2 separate regions of the Homo sapiens genome follow, and region 2 is linked to region 1. The links are chromatin loops, found by intact Hi-C in ENCODE. Cell type or tissue: HCT116. All regions are shown on one strand.

Region 1 (8,000 bases):
AGATCACACCACTGCATTCCAGCCTGGGCAACAGAGTGAGACTCTGTCTAAAAAAAAAAAAATAGTTAAAATGGCAAATTTTATGTATATTTTACCACAATTTTAAAACATGCTAAGTGAAAGAAGCCAGACACAAAAGGTCACGTATTGTATTATTCCACCTACATGAAATGTCCAGAATAGGCAAATCCATAGAAACAGAAGGTAGATTAGTGGTCGTCTAGGGCTGGAGGGGCGGGGATGGGGAGAAATAGGGAGTAACTGCTAATGGATACAGAGTGTTTTTTTGGGTGATAAAAATGTTCTAGAATCGGTGATAGTTGCACAACCTATACTTAAATTTACTGGATCATACATGTTAAAATTGTGAATTGTATGGCATGTAAATTGTCTTAGTCTGTTTTGTGTTGCTATAACAAAATACCCAAGACTGGGTAATTTATAAAGAAAAGAGATTTATTTATCTCACAATTCTGGTGGCTGGAAGGTCCAGGATTGGGCAGCTGTGTCTGGTGAAGGCCTCACACTGCTTCCACCAATGGTGGAAAGAGGAAGGGTAGTGGGCATGTCAAAGAGATTGAGACAGGATGCAAAAGAGTCAAACTGAGGAAGCCAGACACCTTTTAACAATGCACTCTCTTGGGAATTAACCCATTCCCAAGAAAGCGAGAACTCGCTCTTCCAGCAGGAGGACGTTCATCTATTCGTGAGGGATCCGCCTCGATCATCCAAACACCTCCCAACACTGCCACATTGGTGATCAAATTTCAACATGAGTTTTGGTTGGGACAAACCACATTGAAACTGTAGCACAGAGCAAAGCAATAGGAAAAATACAGGTGATTTAGTTTAGTTTTTTGTTTGTTTGTTTCTTTGTTTTAGGGTAGTTTTATGCAAATTTTAATTCTGGCTGTTAAATGAGAAAGCGATTTTGTACATTTACTACCCTTCAAGCCAGCAGAGCATGAAGAAACTTTCATCTTCTGAGACTCGGGTGCTATTTCTTGCCCTCCCATATCAAAGCTAATTTTATAAGTACTGCAGCCAGGAGTCTTAGTCCCATAAAGCACTTTGTACAATTCTTATTAAAAACCCAGGCTGTTTGTTTAGCCTCCCCTTCAGAATTGATGGCTGATGTTTTATGCTTCTGAGAGCTTCCAGAACAAGGCCAGAGAGATTTTTTGAATCTCCCTTTGATTGTTTTTAATTCCATTACAGCTTGTCCTTGTGTATTAACAAGGTAATCTTGTCTTTCTCTTACTTTCCTGATCTGACCTTTTAGGGAAAATGTGATTTTAAAATTGGACACTATCCAAAGATGATGGCAGGATGAGAAAGGATATTATTCTTGCAAGCACTGTAGTTCCAAGGAGGCGATCTGAACTATAGTTCTTTGCAAGTCTTTGATTCTCTCATTATTCAAAGTGTGGTTCATGGACCAAAGGCAGTGGTATCACATGGGAGCATGTTAGAAATGCAGAATTTGGGAATCTCTCCAGACCTACTCAAACAATTTGCATTTTAGAAAGATGTGGTGGTTTTAAAGTATGTCCACAAATTCCTTGATACACCTATGTTCGGTGGAGCTTGCTTCCCCTTGCCTTCCATGTGGGCTGTATTCAGTGACTTGTTTCTAACAAACAGAACACGGTGGAAATGAAGTGTGACATCCAAAGTTAGGTCATAAAAGACACTGTAAAGATTGGCCGTGTGTGGCTTACACCTGTAATCACAGCACTTCAGGAGGCCAAGGCAGGAGGTTTGCTTGAGGCCAGGAGTTCAAGACCAGCATGGGCAATATAGCAAAACCCTGTCTCTACAAAAAATAAAAATAAAAAATTAGCTGGGCATGGTGGCAGGTATATGCAGTCTTAGCTACTTGGGAGGCTGAGGTTGGAAGATCACTTGAGCCCGGGAGTTAGAGGCTGCACTAAGCTATGATCATATCACTGCACTCTAGCCGGGATGACAGAGCCAGATTCTGTTTAAAAAAAAAAAAGACACTGCAGCTTCCATCTTTCCCCCTGGGATTACTTACTCTTGGGGAAGCTAGCTGTCATGTCATGAGGATACTCAAGCACTTAATCTGTGGAGACGCTCACATGGCCAAGAACTGAGGCCTCCTGCCAATAGCCATGGGAGTACACCATCTTGCAAGTGAATCCTTTGGCTCCAATTCAGCCTTCAGATGACTGCAGCCCCCAACATGTTGACTCCAACCTCATGAGCGGCCCCAAGCCAGAATCAACCAGCTAAGTCACTCCTGAATCACTCAGGAGTGATTAGACCCTCAGCAACTATTTTAGATGATAAATGTTGTTTCCAGCTGCTGAGTGTTGGGGTCATTTGTTATGCAGCAATAGGTAACCAATACACCAGCTCCAGGTGATGTGGAAGCACGTTAAAAGTGTGAGGCGCACTGAGCCAGACCATAAACTCCTGCAAGGCAGACACCAATTTGGTCGTTTCCATGTCTTCAAGGCTTAGCGGAGTACCTGACATGCAATACATTTTTGTTGGACTAAAGACAAGGTTAAATTGCCCTGTTTTTAAAACATTAAAACTTTTTTTTGTAATAAAAATGCATGTATGCACATAGGAAAATATCCCAACAGTGCTAAAGGGTATTTACAGTGACAAGTAAATCTCCCTGTAGACTGTTGATTAACAGTAAATTGGTAAATCTGTTACCAATTTCCTTCGAGATAAGCTAGTAGCAACCTACCACTAAGTGCATTTTTCTCTTTTTTTCCACCTCCAAAAGTAATACTTGCCTCAAAATCAAATATAAACTGCATATAAGTAGAAAAAGGAAAGAGAAAAATAAAAAAAGGCTCTTCTTCCAAATGTTCCCTAGAAGCAACTACTATTAATAATTCAGTGTGTATCTTTCTGGATGGTTTTTAGAAATCTTTTATCCACATACATGTTTGAGTTTGTATTGTTCCCCAAATGGAATAATATTATGCATTGGATCTGCAATCTGTGCATTTCACTCGGTGACCTACACTGGCCATCTTCCCAAGTCAGTTCATAGAGCTCCATCTCGTTCCTTTAATTGGCTGCCATACTCTTCTATGAACCACTGCTGACCTGACCCAGCTCCTACCACAGCCCAGGCCTGTGGTTGAACCTCCTTGGCCTGGTTCCAGAGGCTGTAAACTTAACTACTAAGCCATTCTTCCTCCGCTTATCTTATCTTTTTGCCTCTTGGTGGACATCTGGGTTGCCTTTTTTTTTTTTTTTTTTTTTTCCTGAGACAGGGTCTCCTATTGTCCAGGCTGGAGGGCAGTGGGGTGATCATAGCTCACTGCAGCCTCAAATTCCCAGGCTCAAGCGATCTTCCTGCCTCAGCTTCCCAAGTAGTTGGGATTATGGGCGTGAGCCACACCACGCCCGGCCTGGGTTACTTCTAACACAGGCTTTTGGGGGCCCCCTAACGCTTAGGAGGACCATCTTTCAGAAGGAGGGACCCCTGGGAAGGAAGGACGAGCTCAAGGTTTTAACCCTTGGGAAGATCCCATACCTCTGATAATTTAATAAAAACACCAGACCCTCATTAAGGTCCTCCTTAAGATCCCTTGATCCAGGTGATTTGAGGCCAAGAAAACACAACCTTTCCCAACTCAGGGAAACCAAAGACACCTTTCAAAGTGGAGCTTCAGCCTCAACACCGCTCATGTCTGGCTTCTGCGGGTTCCCGAGAAACATCCCGGAGCGCAAAGCACTTTCCCACCTCATGTGTTCAGAGCTTGAAAAGGCGCTTCTCGCCCCCAGGACGTGCGTCCTCCCACTTCTGCCTCTGAAACGGCAACCCTGAGGGGCTGAGCCCGAGCACTGCAGGTTCTTTCATCCTGGATCGCGTAGAGATCGGCTCCCGGGCGCGCCAAGGGCAAAGAAGGTCTCGGGCCCTCGGCGCCCGCCTGTGTCCGGCAGAGGGCGCCCGCGCCCCACGCTGCGAACCCTGCGAGGCTCTGTTGCAAGGCCGGCGGGACAACGCCCGGCAGGAGGGCCGGGTCATTGCTGCGCGTTATATATGGTACATATGATACCCTGGCCACAATCCTCCAGTCCCGCGATCTCGACTTTGTTGAACGGGAACTGATGTCACGTGTGTGCACGGCCAGAGGCGGAGGGCTCGGCTGGCTGCTCCAGTCTGCGCCGTCCATGCGTCTCGGGTGTCCTATCCCGGAGGATACATTTTTCTTTTTCAGAAAAGGGAAACAGGAAAACGGGGACGATTAGACTCTATCTAGGGGAGCCATGTGGAAAAACCAGCTTCAGGCATCAGACAACATCCAAGGGGCTGCACTGTTTTTTTGTTTTTTTTTTCTGTAAGAGACAGGGTCTTGCTATGTCGCCCAGGCTAACCATAGCTCACTGCAGCCTCTAACTCCTAGGTTCAAGCGATTCTCCTTCCTCAGCCACCTAAAGTGCTGGGGTTACAGGTGTGAACCACCATGCCCATCTAATTTTTTTTTTTTTTTTTTTTTTTTTTTTGAGACGAAGTCTCGCTCTTGTCCCCTAGTCTGGAGTGCAATGGCACGATCTCGGCTCACTGCAACCTCCGCCACCCAGGTTCAAGCGATTCTCCTGCCTCAGCCTCCCGAGTACCTGGGATTACAGGTGCGTACCACCACACCCAGCTGATTTTTTAAATTTTATTTTAAGTAGAGACGGGGTTTCACCATGTTGGCCAGTCTGGTCTCGAACTCCTGACCTCAGGTGATCCACCGTCTCGGCCTCCCAAAGTGCTGGGATTACAGGCGTGAGCCACCACGCCCGGCGCCCATCTCATTTTTATTTTTATTTTTAATGACGAGGTCTCACTATTTTGTCCAGGCTGGTCTCGAACTCCTGGCCTTAAGCGATCCTGCCTCAGCCTCCCAAAGTGTTTCTTTCTTTCTTTCTTTTGAGAATTTCTCTTTATGATACTTTCTTCCCTGCACTTAAAAAAAATCCAATTATATTTCCAAAATTAGAATTTCCCAATGTTTAACCCTGGATTTTTAACTGGGCATGCCAGTCAGAATAAACCCGAGATTAAAAAAAAAAAAAAAATCTATGAATGCTCCTGCTCTATCCAGTCCTACTGAAGCAGCAGCTATGGGGCTGGGCCTAAGGGATGACCGTATTATAAAAACTCCCACAGGACCTCTGATGTGTAGCCCTGGTTAAGAAGCAATGGTTTAAGCCGGGTGCGGTTTCCAGCACTTTGAGAGGCCGAGGCAGGCAGATCACTAGAACTCAGAAGTTTGAGACCAGGCTGTGCAACACAGGGAGACCCTGTCTCAATAAATTTGGCCGGGCGCGGTGACTCACGCCTGTAATCCCAGCACTTTGGGAGGCCAAGGCGAGTGGATCACTTGAAGTCAGGAGTTCAAGACCAGCCTCACCAACTTGGAGAAACCCTGTCTCTACTAAAAATACAAAAATTAGCCAGGTGCGGTGGCAGGTGCCTGTAATTTCAGCTACTCAGGAGGCTGAGGCAGGAGAATCGCTTGAACCCTGGAGGTGGAGGTTGTAGTGAGCTAAGATGGTTCCACTGAACTCCAGTCTGGGTGACAGAGCGAGACTCCGTATCAATAATAATAATAATCATAATATTAATAATAATTTTTTAAAAAGAAGAAGCAATAGTTTAATTCCACAAAAGCATTCATCCTAAATCTGCTTCTGCTTGGATGTACTTTCCCCGCTTTACATCCTACTTGCCTGGGCTGATTCAGGATGTCCATTCTGTCCCGCTTTTCCTGCACTGTTTTCTGCTAGGATATGACCTATTGTTCCAATTTTCTGTAACTTATTCAGTGCTGTGACAGCTGGAAACATGTTTCAGACCAAGCTGTCTTTGCCAGGTGGAAACAATGGCAAACACCCATGCTTCCCATTCTGCTGGGGCGGCAGCCTCTCTATGGTATTTTCCATGCCTAATTTCTAAATGGCTTTATTGCAACAATTAAAAAAAAAAAAACCTGCACGGGAATGACACCTGTTGCACTTACTTATTGATGCTCTGTGTATGTGTGTATGTTTAAATAAGACCACATGGGCACTTAAAGAATAATTATTGGAGTTATTCATTTGACCGCTTTAAGGGCACACATTATTCTAAGTGCTGAGGAATAAAAGAATTTTAGAACATGAAATTCATATTTTCCCCTTATATCATTTAAAAGCAACACAAAACATTTCACTTTTGCTTCTTTGGAGGACAGCGGCACCATCATAGCTCACTGCAAACTTGGCCTTCCAGGTTCAAGCGATTCTCCTGCCACAGCCTCCCAAGTAGCTGGTATTACAGGCGTGCACCACCATGCCTGGCTAATCTTTGTATTTTAGTAGAGATGAGGTTTCGCCATGTTGCCCAGGCTGGTCTTGAACTCCTGGCCCAAAGTGATCTGCTCGCCTCAGCCTCCCAAAGTGCTGGGATTACAGACGTGAGCCACCTTTGCTTCTAATAGGAAGTTATTAGCTCTGCTAAATCAGGGATCCAGAGGGCTCTTTCTTCAGGTATTGCTTGATCCAGGAACTGAAACCAAACATTCGACTTTTCTTTCTCTTTCTCTCATTTCACTGCTTTCCACAGTGTTGATATTAGGCTCACAGTGACCCTCTCCCCACCCCCCCGGCCCCGTGGTCCTCCTCACCTATGGCAGCAAAATGGCCATAGCACTTCTATATAGGACATCCTAACACTCCTCCATCCACAAGAAAGATGACAGTCTCTTCCTCTTGCTTCTGCAGAACACAGGGAAGCTGCTAGAATCCACAACACACACCCCTTCCCCATCTCTAGCCTTACTTTTCCCCAATCAGGTTACATTCCTGACCCTCCACCAATCACTGTGGACTGGGGAGGCCTGTGGAGCTCTCATTGGCCAGGCCTGGCCACATGGCTACTCCTGCAGCAGGTGGAGTGGGAAAAACTCCACCCAAGCCCGGTGGGCTGAGAGTTGGGTAGGGGTGGTTCCCACAGAGGAAGCCAGAGTCGTGTCCCAGAAGAGAGAACAGATGTTGGGCAGATCAAAAGGCCTAATGTCCCCTGAGCCCAGGAGGTCAAGATGTAGTCAGGACTTGAGAGTGGATAACAATTAGGCAGTGGGGTCAGGATGGCCTGGAGACAGGAAGACGGAACCCAGTGGGGGACATTTAGGTAGTGCTGGTCTTGAGGGTGGGTGAAGACCTGGGTGAGAGCTCTATGGGGACCCAGAGGCAGTGTAGTGTAATGGGCTACACCACCAGTGGCGGGGATGGGAGAGGTATCCTTGCTTACCACTTACCAAGTGTTACCCAACTTCTAATGTTCTTACTTGTAAAATGAGAACACCTGGGTTGTCATGGCTGAACCTTGAAAACAATATGCTAAGTGAAGGAAGCCAGTCACAAAACACCACCTATTGCATGATTCCATTTACCTAGAATGCCCGGCATAGGCAAATCTGTAGAGACAGAAAGTAGGCTGGGCATGGCGGCTCACGCCTGTAATCTTAGCATTTGGGAGGCCGAGATGACAGATCAACTGAGGTCAGGAGTTCAAGACCAGCCTGGCCAACATGGAGAAGCCTCATCTCTACTAAAAATATAAAAATGAGCCAGGTGTGGTGGCGTATACCTGTAATCCCAGCTACTTGGGAGGCTGAGGCATGAGAATCGCTTGAACCCAGGAGGCGGAGGTTGCAGTGAGCTGAGATCGCGACACTGCACTCCAGCCTGGGTGGCAGAGTGAGACTCTGTCTCAAAAAAAAAAAAAAAAAAAAAAAGAAAAGAAAGTAGATCAGTGAGTGCCTAGGGCTAGGGGGAACTGGGGCATCAGAGGCTAATGGCAAAGGGTGCAGGATTTACCTTTGCAGCAATGAAAATGCTCTAAAATAGACTGTGATGATGGTTGCATGACTCTGAATGTATACCTTAAATTGGTGAATTGTATGGTATGTAATTATATCTCATTAAACTTTATTTGAAGGTTAATGTATTAAGTGCTTTGGACAGTGAGTGCC
Region 2 (8,000 bases), 420 kb after region 1:
AAATATAATCAGCGCTGGCAATTTTTGACAGTCTCTACGGAGACTGAATAAGAAAAAAGAAAAGAAAAGAAATTAGCTGGGTGCGATGGCTTATGCCTGTAATCCCGGCACTTTGGGAGGCTGAGGCAAGCGGATCACTTAATGTCAGGAGTTCAAGACCAGCCTGGCCAACATGGTGAAACCCCGTCTCTACTAAAAATAAAAAAACTAGCTGGGCGTGGTGGTACATGCCTATAATCCCAGCTACTCGGGAGGCTGAGGCAGGAGAATTGCTTGAACCTGGGAGGCAGAGGTTGCAGTGAGGCGAGATTGTACCACTGCATTCCAGCCTGGGCAACAGTGAGACTCTGCCTCAAAAAAATAAATAAATAAATAAATAAAGTAAATTAAAAGTCTTATTCAAACCAAATATGAAACTGGTGGTGATGTGTGGAATGTGTGTGTGTGTGCACATATGTAATGAATACGTGTGTGTATAATGTTTTTGCAGGTTTGCCAAATGATTCACAAGCCACGTGGCTGTTCTTAACACTGAAAGGTCCAGCAGAAAGGTGCAGTTACTCAGGAGAGAGGAGCCTCCTCTTAAGTAATCACTCGCATAAAACCTAATTGGAACTGAATTTAGAAAGCAGTTAAGATACATTCGAAACACAAGCACCCAACCAGTGCTGTCATTTATTCCCTTTTTTTTTTATTTTTAAGAGATAAGGCTGGGCTGTGTTGCCAGCTTTGACTCAAACTCCTAGGTCAAGCAGTCCTCCCACTTCAGCCTGCCAAGTAGCTGGGACTACAGGCACACGCCACTGCACTTGACCACGCACTTTTTCATTCACTTATTTTTTTCATTAATTCACTTCATCGGAGGAATTAATTTCTTTTGGTGTCATCTTTGGTAACAGTTGTATGTAGTGTTCATCCATCCATTCATTCAACAAATATGGACCAAATAGTGGTGAGCAAGATGGTGAACAATTCATGGTGCTGCCTGTCTAGCAGGTTTAGACATGAATTTAATTCTTAAGCAATAATTAATTACAGTTGTAGTAGATGCTCTGAAGAAGCACAGGGACTAAGGGAGACTTGTCTGTGGGGTCAGTGCAGGCAACCCATGGAAGTGATGTTGGAAGTGATTTTATTCCCCTTGGGGTCATCTTAGTGCTGTTTGTGCTTTTTTCTTTGCTTTTTTTTGAGATGGAGTTGGAGCCTCCCTCTGTCTCCCAGGCTGGAGTGCAGTGGTACAATCTCAGCTCACTGCAACCTCCCCCTCCTGGGTTCAAGTGATTCTCCTGCCTCAGCCTCCCGAGTAGCTGCGATTACGGGAGCGTGCCACCAGGTCCGGCTAATTTTTGTATTTTTAGTAGAGACGGGGTTTCACCATGTTGGCTGGGCTGGTGTTGAACTCCTGACCTCAGATGATCCGCTCGCTTCAGCCTCCCAAAGTGTTGGGATTACAGGCGTGAGCCACCATGCCCGGCTGCTGCTTGGGCTTCTACAATGAAATCTGAACTCTCTCTGAAAGCATCACTTCTGCTCATTCACCAGATGCTAAGTGCTTCCATCTAGAATGCTTCTCCCTTCACCTCCATCCCTTGTCTCCACTTCAGTGCAGCCCTGCTTCTCCTGGAGGTGTACATGCAGTGGATAGTGGCTCATGCCTGTAATCCCCGCACTTTGGGAGGCTGAGGTGGGCGGATCACCTGAGGTCAGGAGTTCGAGACCAGCCCAGCCAACATGGTAAGACCTTATCTCTACTAAAAATACAAAAATTAGCCGGGCGTGGTGGCAAGCGCCTGTAATCCCAGCTACTCAGGAGGCTGAGGCAGGAGAATTGCTTGGACCCAGGAGGCAGAGGTTGCAGTGAGCTGAAATCGCACCACTGCGCTTCAGCCTGGGTGACAGAGTGAGACTGTCTCAAAAAATAAAGAAACTACTGTACATGGAAAGCATTTTAAACAGTCTAGGACATGGTAGGCAGTCAATAAATGTTAATTAGCAAGGATTTTACATGCACTCTTTCATTTAATCACTACCACCGCAAGAATACTACCCCTATTTTACAGATAAATTCAGTAACTTACCCAAGGTCATATAGCTGGTAAGTTGCTGAATAGGAAGGCAGACTTGGCTTTCTCTGATTCCAAATCCTGTTATTAACCCTATACTAAGCCTTCCAAGGAAGTGCTTAATAGTAGTTATTAATACCTTATTTCATCATTCAAATTCTCCACCTTTTGAGGCCCTGACCATCTTAGCATAGGACCTAAATCCTTAATTTGGCCTGGCTGAATCAAAGGTAAAATGGATTTGGGATAAAGATCAAGAGACAGAGATCTCATGGCTCTCCAGAGATCTTCCCACAACACAAAGGGATATTATTATTATTATGAAATTTTTAAAGATTGGAGTCAAACTCTGTCCCCTAGGCTGTAGTGCAGTGGCACGATCCTAGCTCACTGCAGCCTCAACCTGCTAGGCTCCAGTGATCCTCCCATCTCAGCCCCTATTTGTAAATTTTTTGTAGAGATGGGGTCTCACTATGTTGCCCAGGCTAGTGTTGAACAGCCTGTTGAACAGCTAGTGTTGAACAGAGGTATCTTTTTTTTTTTTTTTTTTTTTTTTTTGAGACAGAGTCTTGCTCTCTGGCCTAGGCTGGAGTGCAGTGGTACAATCTTGGCTCACTGCAACCTCTGACTCCTGGGTTCAAGCAATTCTCCTTGCTTCAGCCTCCTGAATAGCTGGGATTACAGGCATGTGCCACCATGCCCAACTAATGTTTGTATTTTTAGTAGAGATGGGGTTTCCCCATCATGGCCAGGCTGGTCTCAAACTCCTGGCCTCAAGTGATCCACCCACCTCAGCTCCCAAAGTGCTGGGATTACAGGTATGAGCCATCACGCCTGGCCTGATGTATCTTCTTTGGTCACTTTTTCCTCCTCCTTTCACTCTAGTCATAACATGGCACGGAAGTACATGCAGTTTAGACATTTGTTGCACTCAATGAACAAATCTTTGTTGTTTATTTTAAAATTCAAGACAATTTTTTTGCAAATGCTGATTCAAAACGTACCAATCCCCATCTATCATGCCTATGCCAATACAATCTGTCACAAAAAAGTTTGCTTCTCATTGTCACATAGCTATGGGGACTGGTGGCCTTCTAAAATCACTGTCCAGCTGCTGCAAGTGTGAGGCCAGCAACCCACGGCAGGGATGCAGGAGGGAAGCCATGGCTAAGCTGTGGGCCTGGACAAAGGCCACAGATGGGGTTGAAAGGTGAGAAGCGGTAAGCTAGAGGAGACAGACGGCGTTGCCATTAAAAACAATTCAACTTCATTTTAATGTTGCTATGTAAGTTCACAATAAAATCCCTGGAAGTTCAAATTGGAAAGAGCAGTTTGGGGTCATGGGCTCAACAATATAAAGGCAGATTCAGTGAGGGGTAAGGGTAGTGGCTCTGGGGGCAGACTGACCTAGATTTGAATGCCAGTTGTACCAGACTCAAGACACCTTGGGTAAGTGGTTTTATGAAGTACCTCAGTTCTTCATCAGTAGAAAGAGTGCTAACACCTCCATAAGACTTTTGTATGGATTGAGTAAGATAATGCATGTTAAACCACTTGTATAGTTTCTGGCTAACTGTAAACAAGATGTTCTAGAAGTTCTAGTTATCTTTTTTTTTTTTTTTTTTTTTTTTTTTTTAAGAGTCAGGTTCTCACTGTGCCACCAAGGTTGTAGTGCCGTGGTGTAATCATGGCTCATTGCAGCCTTGAACTTCTGGGCTCAAGTGATCCTCCCACCTCAACCTCCTGAGTAGCTGGGAATACAGGCATGCACCACCATGCCTAATTTTTTAGAGATGGGGTCTTGCTATATTGCCCAGTCTGGCCTCAAGTAATCCTCCTGCCTCAGCTTTCTGAATTGCTGGGATTATCGGCATGAGCCACTGTGCCCAGCTAAGCTGTGACTTTTGAGGCAACCCCTTCCCTTCCACAGAGTTTAGTTTCCTCATTTGTAAAATGAGGACAAACCTAGATATTTTTGGAAGTTTCTTCCAGTTCTAATTGCCTATGATCAGATCACATCTGTTGCAGAGCTTCCTAAAAAGCCTGGAAAAATGCAACTCTGCCCCCTGGTGGTTTGCAGCTCTCTATTCAAGATGCTATAAATCCCTCATTGGCTTCAAGACCTCCCTACCATTTTGGTTGCTGTACACTGAAGCCTCACTGGATTGCATGGTGGCTTCCCCAAATTCCGTATGCCTTAGGATATGATGCTTGGCACACAGTTTTCCTTTAGTGCTCCTTTTAATAATTTTATTAGTATGGCCACAAGTTTGATGTCTACAGTACATGTTAACATAGCTGAGTACAAATATTTGAAATAAGTGTGGCAAGTTTTAAAATGTCAACTCTGAGTTATCATGCATGTCCCATGCATTTACATCTGCATCTGCAAACTGTACAATTCAATCTGTGCTTATCCTCACTGGGTCTCCCTGTGTGCCTCAGCTAGGGCAGGGCAGGGGCTCTTGTGCGTTTTTTCAGACCCAGATTTTCAAGAGCAACAGTGTTGAACTCTGGCATGCCATGGTGCATGGTGGCAACACCGGGTTTAGCTTTGGTTCAGGTAAAAATGCAGTGACCAACTATTGCATTTGTGTGAGTCACCTGATTCCCCAGGGCCTGGGCTAGCACAAAGGGTATTTTGATATCCCTGTATGAGGCCCCTGGCAGTTTCTGAACCCGTTTCGTCCCACCGTGAAAGTCTAGAAGTGAGGTTCGCAGTCTTCTACCATGCTGTCAGTGATATAGCTGGAACCAAGATGGGATTCGTAGTAACTCTTTTCATCAAAGGTATTAACAGTCCAACCAACAACCTGGATTCCTTTAGCTGACCACTTCTTCAAGTAGGCCCTGGGGAAAGAGGAAAGCCAATCCTGTTAGAATAATAAGCAGCTGTCTCAGGAATCCATAATGGCCACTAAGTATGGTGTTCACTGCATACCAATGGTGCCCAGAGAATGCCTCCTAACTGGCCTCTGCACTGTGATCAGAGGGACTGTTCCAAAACCCAGGATGCCATGAACCTCCTCTACACTGTCCCAGCTTAAAACATTTCAGTAGCTCACTAATGATCGCCACCCCCAAATGTCCTTGGCACAGCCACTGAAGGTGTGCCTGACCTGGCCCCGACCTGTCTCCTTGGCTTCATCTCACACCACATTCCCCCTTTCTTTTCTGTGCTGATTAATTTTAAATTAATTGAAAGAATATTAATTTTCTTTCACTTCCTGGAAAGAACCATGTTCCTTCCTGCCAGAGCACATTACATGTATTTTTCTCTCTGATCTGGATTCCTCCCAATTCCCACTCACCCTTCAGATCTTAGCTTAACTGTCACTTCCTTGGGGATGCTGTTTCTGACAACCCAGACCAGATTAGATTATAGCCCATGCACAGTTTTCTCTGACATAGCCTGTATCTTAGTTTTAACTTTATATTGATTGGATTTTTATTTGATTAGCATCTCTCACTCTCCCACTTGGCTATAAACGTCACGAGGGCAGAGATCATGGCTTTGATTCTTTACCCACTGCATCTTCAGCTTCTCAACATGGAACCTTGCAATAGTATAGGCACTTACCAAATATTTATTGAACTGAATCATGTATGTCTGAAATAATACTAGACCTACAACTCTAATTAGCTGAAATATACAGATACAGAATTGCCAAAGAAATGATTCCGAGATCGCTAGCAGGTTAGGAAATGGAAATTTTATGGGGAGAGGTGGGGGAGTGCCTATAACATAAGACGGTAGTGGGGAGGCTGGTGCCCACAGGATGTCTTCACTGTGGTTCTGCCCAGGATCCTGTGTTGGCTTTCAAAAAAACCAGTCACAGAAATAAAATCCCTTGCTCAGCATAGTGTCACAGGTTCATTTTTTTTCTTCAAAATACACTAAAAAACCGAAAATATGTGATCGACTCGGTCTGAAAACAGTGAAATATGCCTGAACTCTTCCCACCTAAGAAGCGAAATTGGTAATCCAATTTAGAGGTATGGTAAGCTTTGCAGGTCAGAACCAATTCAGGTTGTCTACTCTGTTAATCCTTCCTTTCAAATAAGAGCATTCAGGATGTCTGTCTGGGTAAAATAAAAAACCTTCCAACTTACGGGGATACAAAATCCTTTTGCATGAGGAAAGCTGAAATTCCACACAGGTACCACAAGATATTATGCATGCTCCAATCGAGCAAAATGTCCATCATAACAAATATAAAATGTTTCCAGAAAGTATCATAGCGTGGTTTCCCATCTCCTGTATGGCTTAGGCTCCAAGGTCTGTGAGTTAATGCTGTTATTACATCCCGATCTGTTTGTCTCATCTGCAAAGGAATTTGGGGAAGTAAAATAATGATCATATGTAAAGTTGAATACTTATTAGTTTAGATTTAGCCAATGTGCTCAATCAGATGAGGTGGTCATGGTTGGTACCCTGCCCCGGTATCTACTAAATAAGTTCTCAATCATAAACCCTTTGAGAAAATAATGTGAAGAATGTAAAGCACTAATATGCAGCACATATGAGAACTTTTTTTTCCCAGTCCTTAAAAACTGCAATCCTATCTTTAAAATGGAAAAATTAAAACTTCAGGATCAAATTTTAATAATGTCATGAGAATAAACTTTTAATTGGCTATTGACTTAAATCCTGGCCAGAGATAATTAATTAGAACTCAATGAGGAGGGAACCAAGGTCAGTTCAAGATGGGCTGTTTAGTTTTGACCCTTTCCAGAGCAAATGGCTGAAGAGTTGTAGGGGTGAGGAGGGGGATGGGGAAGTGAGGTGGGAAGGGAGAGAAGGGATTGTGACGAGAGAATGGGAGAGGACAACAGAGAAATGGAGAGATGTGGATGGAGTTCCTTTAGTCTCTGCTCTTGTGCTCCTCTGGGGGAATGTCTTATACGTTTTAAAGGACTCTGTGGTCAAGGAAGTTTGGGAAACACTGTTCCAAATGTCTGCAAGCCCCATGACCCTATTCAACTCCATGACAGCTTCTATTGATAGGCTCTATCCTCACTGTAAAAATTTTCAATGTATGCTCTGTTGGTCACTGGTAAAGAATGCTACGGAACCAGCTTGTTATTCTGGAAACTGGTAAATAAAAGGAAAGATAAAGCATTTATTCTGCCTATTTGGTAACTAAATAGTAGAGGAGGAAAAGTTTCTTTTTAAAGATCTATTTCAGCTAATGCAAGAAGTAATAGAATTAAAATATCAGCATTTTGTAGCTCCCTAGAAAATGGACAGATCTGGCCAATGAGCATCAATAGCAGCCAAAAACAACAGGAGTCAACCAGATGTCAAGTGCCTCCTGACGGAAAAACACCCTCATCTCTAGAGTTATCTTGCCAAGAATAACCAACCCTAACCTCATCAAGGCAAGCTTCCAGCTCTCGCTACCAGTTTATAGAAAATAAAGAGAAAAAAATATTAAGCCATATCATGGCATAATCAGCAAAATTTGGACTTGGGTAAACTCTACAAAACAATAATCCGGTTTCTTCAGTAAATACAAAACAAGGACCCCCCCCAAAACAAACAAACAAAAAAAACAGAGAGAGAGAGAGACAGAACCTGCAAGTTTTAAGATTTACAGTTGCCGGCAGGGCATAGTGGCTCACACCTGTAATCATTTTGGGAGGCCGAGGCAGGCAGATCACCTGAGGTCAGGAGCTCGAGACCAGCCTGGCCAACATGGCAAAACCCCGTCTCTACTAAAATACAAAAAAAATTAGCCAGGCATGGTGGTGTGTGCTTGTAATCCCAGCTACTCAGGAGGCTGAGGCAAGAGAATTGCTTGAACCCGGGAGGCAGAGGTTGCGATGAGCCGAGATCATACCACTGGGCGACAGAGCAAGACTCCGTCTCAAAAACAAACAAAAAAAGATTTACGATTGTAACACGCCGATCTTACTTGGGTCCTATTCGAATGA

The links. A loop is a pair of places that touch in the nucleus more often than their neighbours do. Peaks named below come from ENCODE experiments on the same cell type or tissue, not always from the same donor. Only the 100,000 strongest peaks of a DNase experiment are listed, where the experiment ranks them.
Region 2: it touches region 1 in a loop (5-fold over the local background); 84 of 110 quality-filtered maps call a loop at or near these places.

Annotation. Positions count from the first base shown.
Region 1 is chr16:19,082,717-19,090,716 of GRCh38, forward strand. It overlaps a transcript of COQ7 not described here. Among named protein-coding and RNA genes, the nearest start is that of COQ7-DT, 19 kb to the left of the region's middle. In HCT116, a CTCF peak has its summit at 3,927 (motif pointing right); a DNase peak (open chromatin) is centred at 4,035; H3K4me3 peaks cover 1,768 bases; H3K27ac peaks cover 899 bases.
Region 2 is chr16:19,498,705-19,506,704 of GRCh38, forward strand. It overlaps TMC5 (transmembrane channel like 5), which reads left to right. Exons shown (of 22, transcript NM_001261841.2): 22 at 1-409. GDE1 (glycerophosphodiester phosphodiesterase 1) reads right to left here. Exons shown (of 6, transcript NM_016641.4): 5 at 6,177-6,388; 6 at 2,989-4,913. The coding sequence ends at 4,766. It also overlaps the pseudogene RNU4-46P. Among named protein-coding and RNA genes, the nearest start is that of TMC5-AS1, 15 kb to the left of the region's middle. In HCT116, a CTCF peak has its summit at 4,127 (motif pointing left); a DNase peak (open chromatin) is centred at 4,107.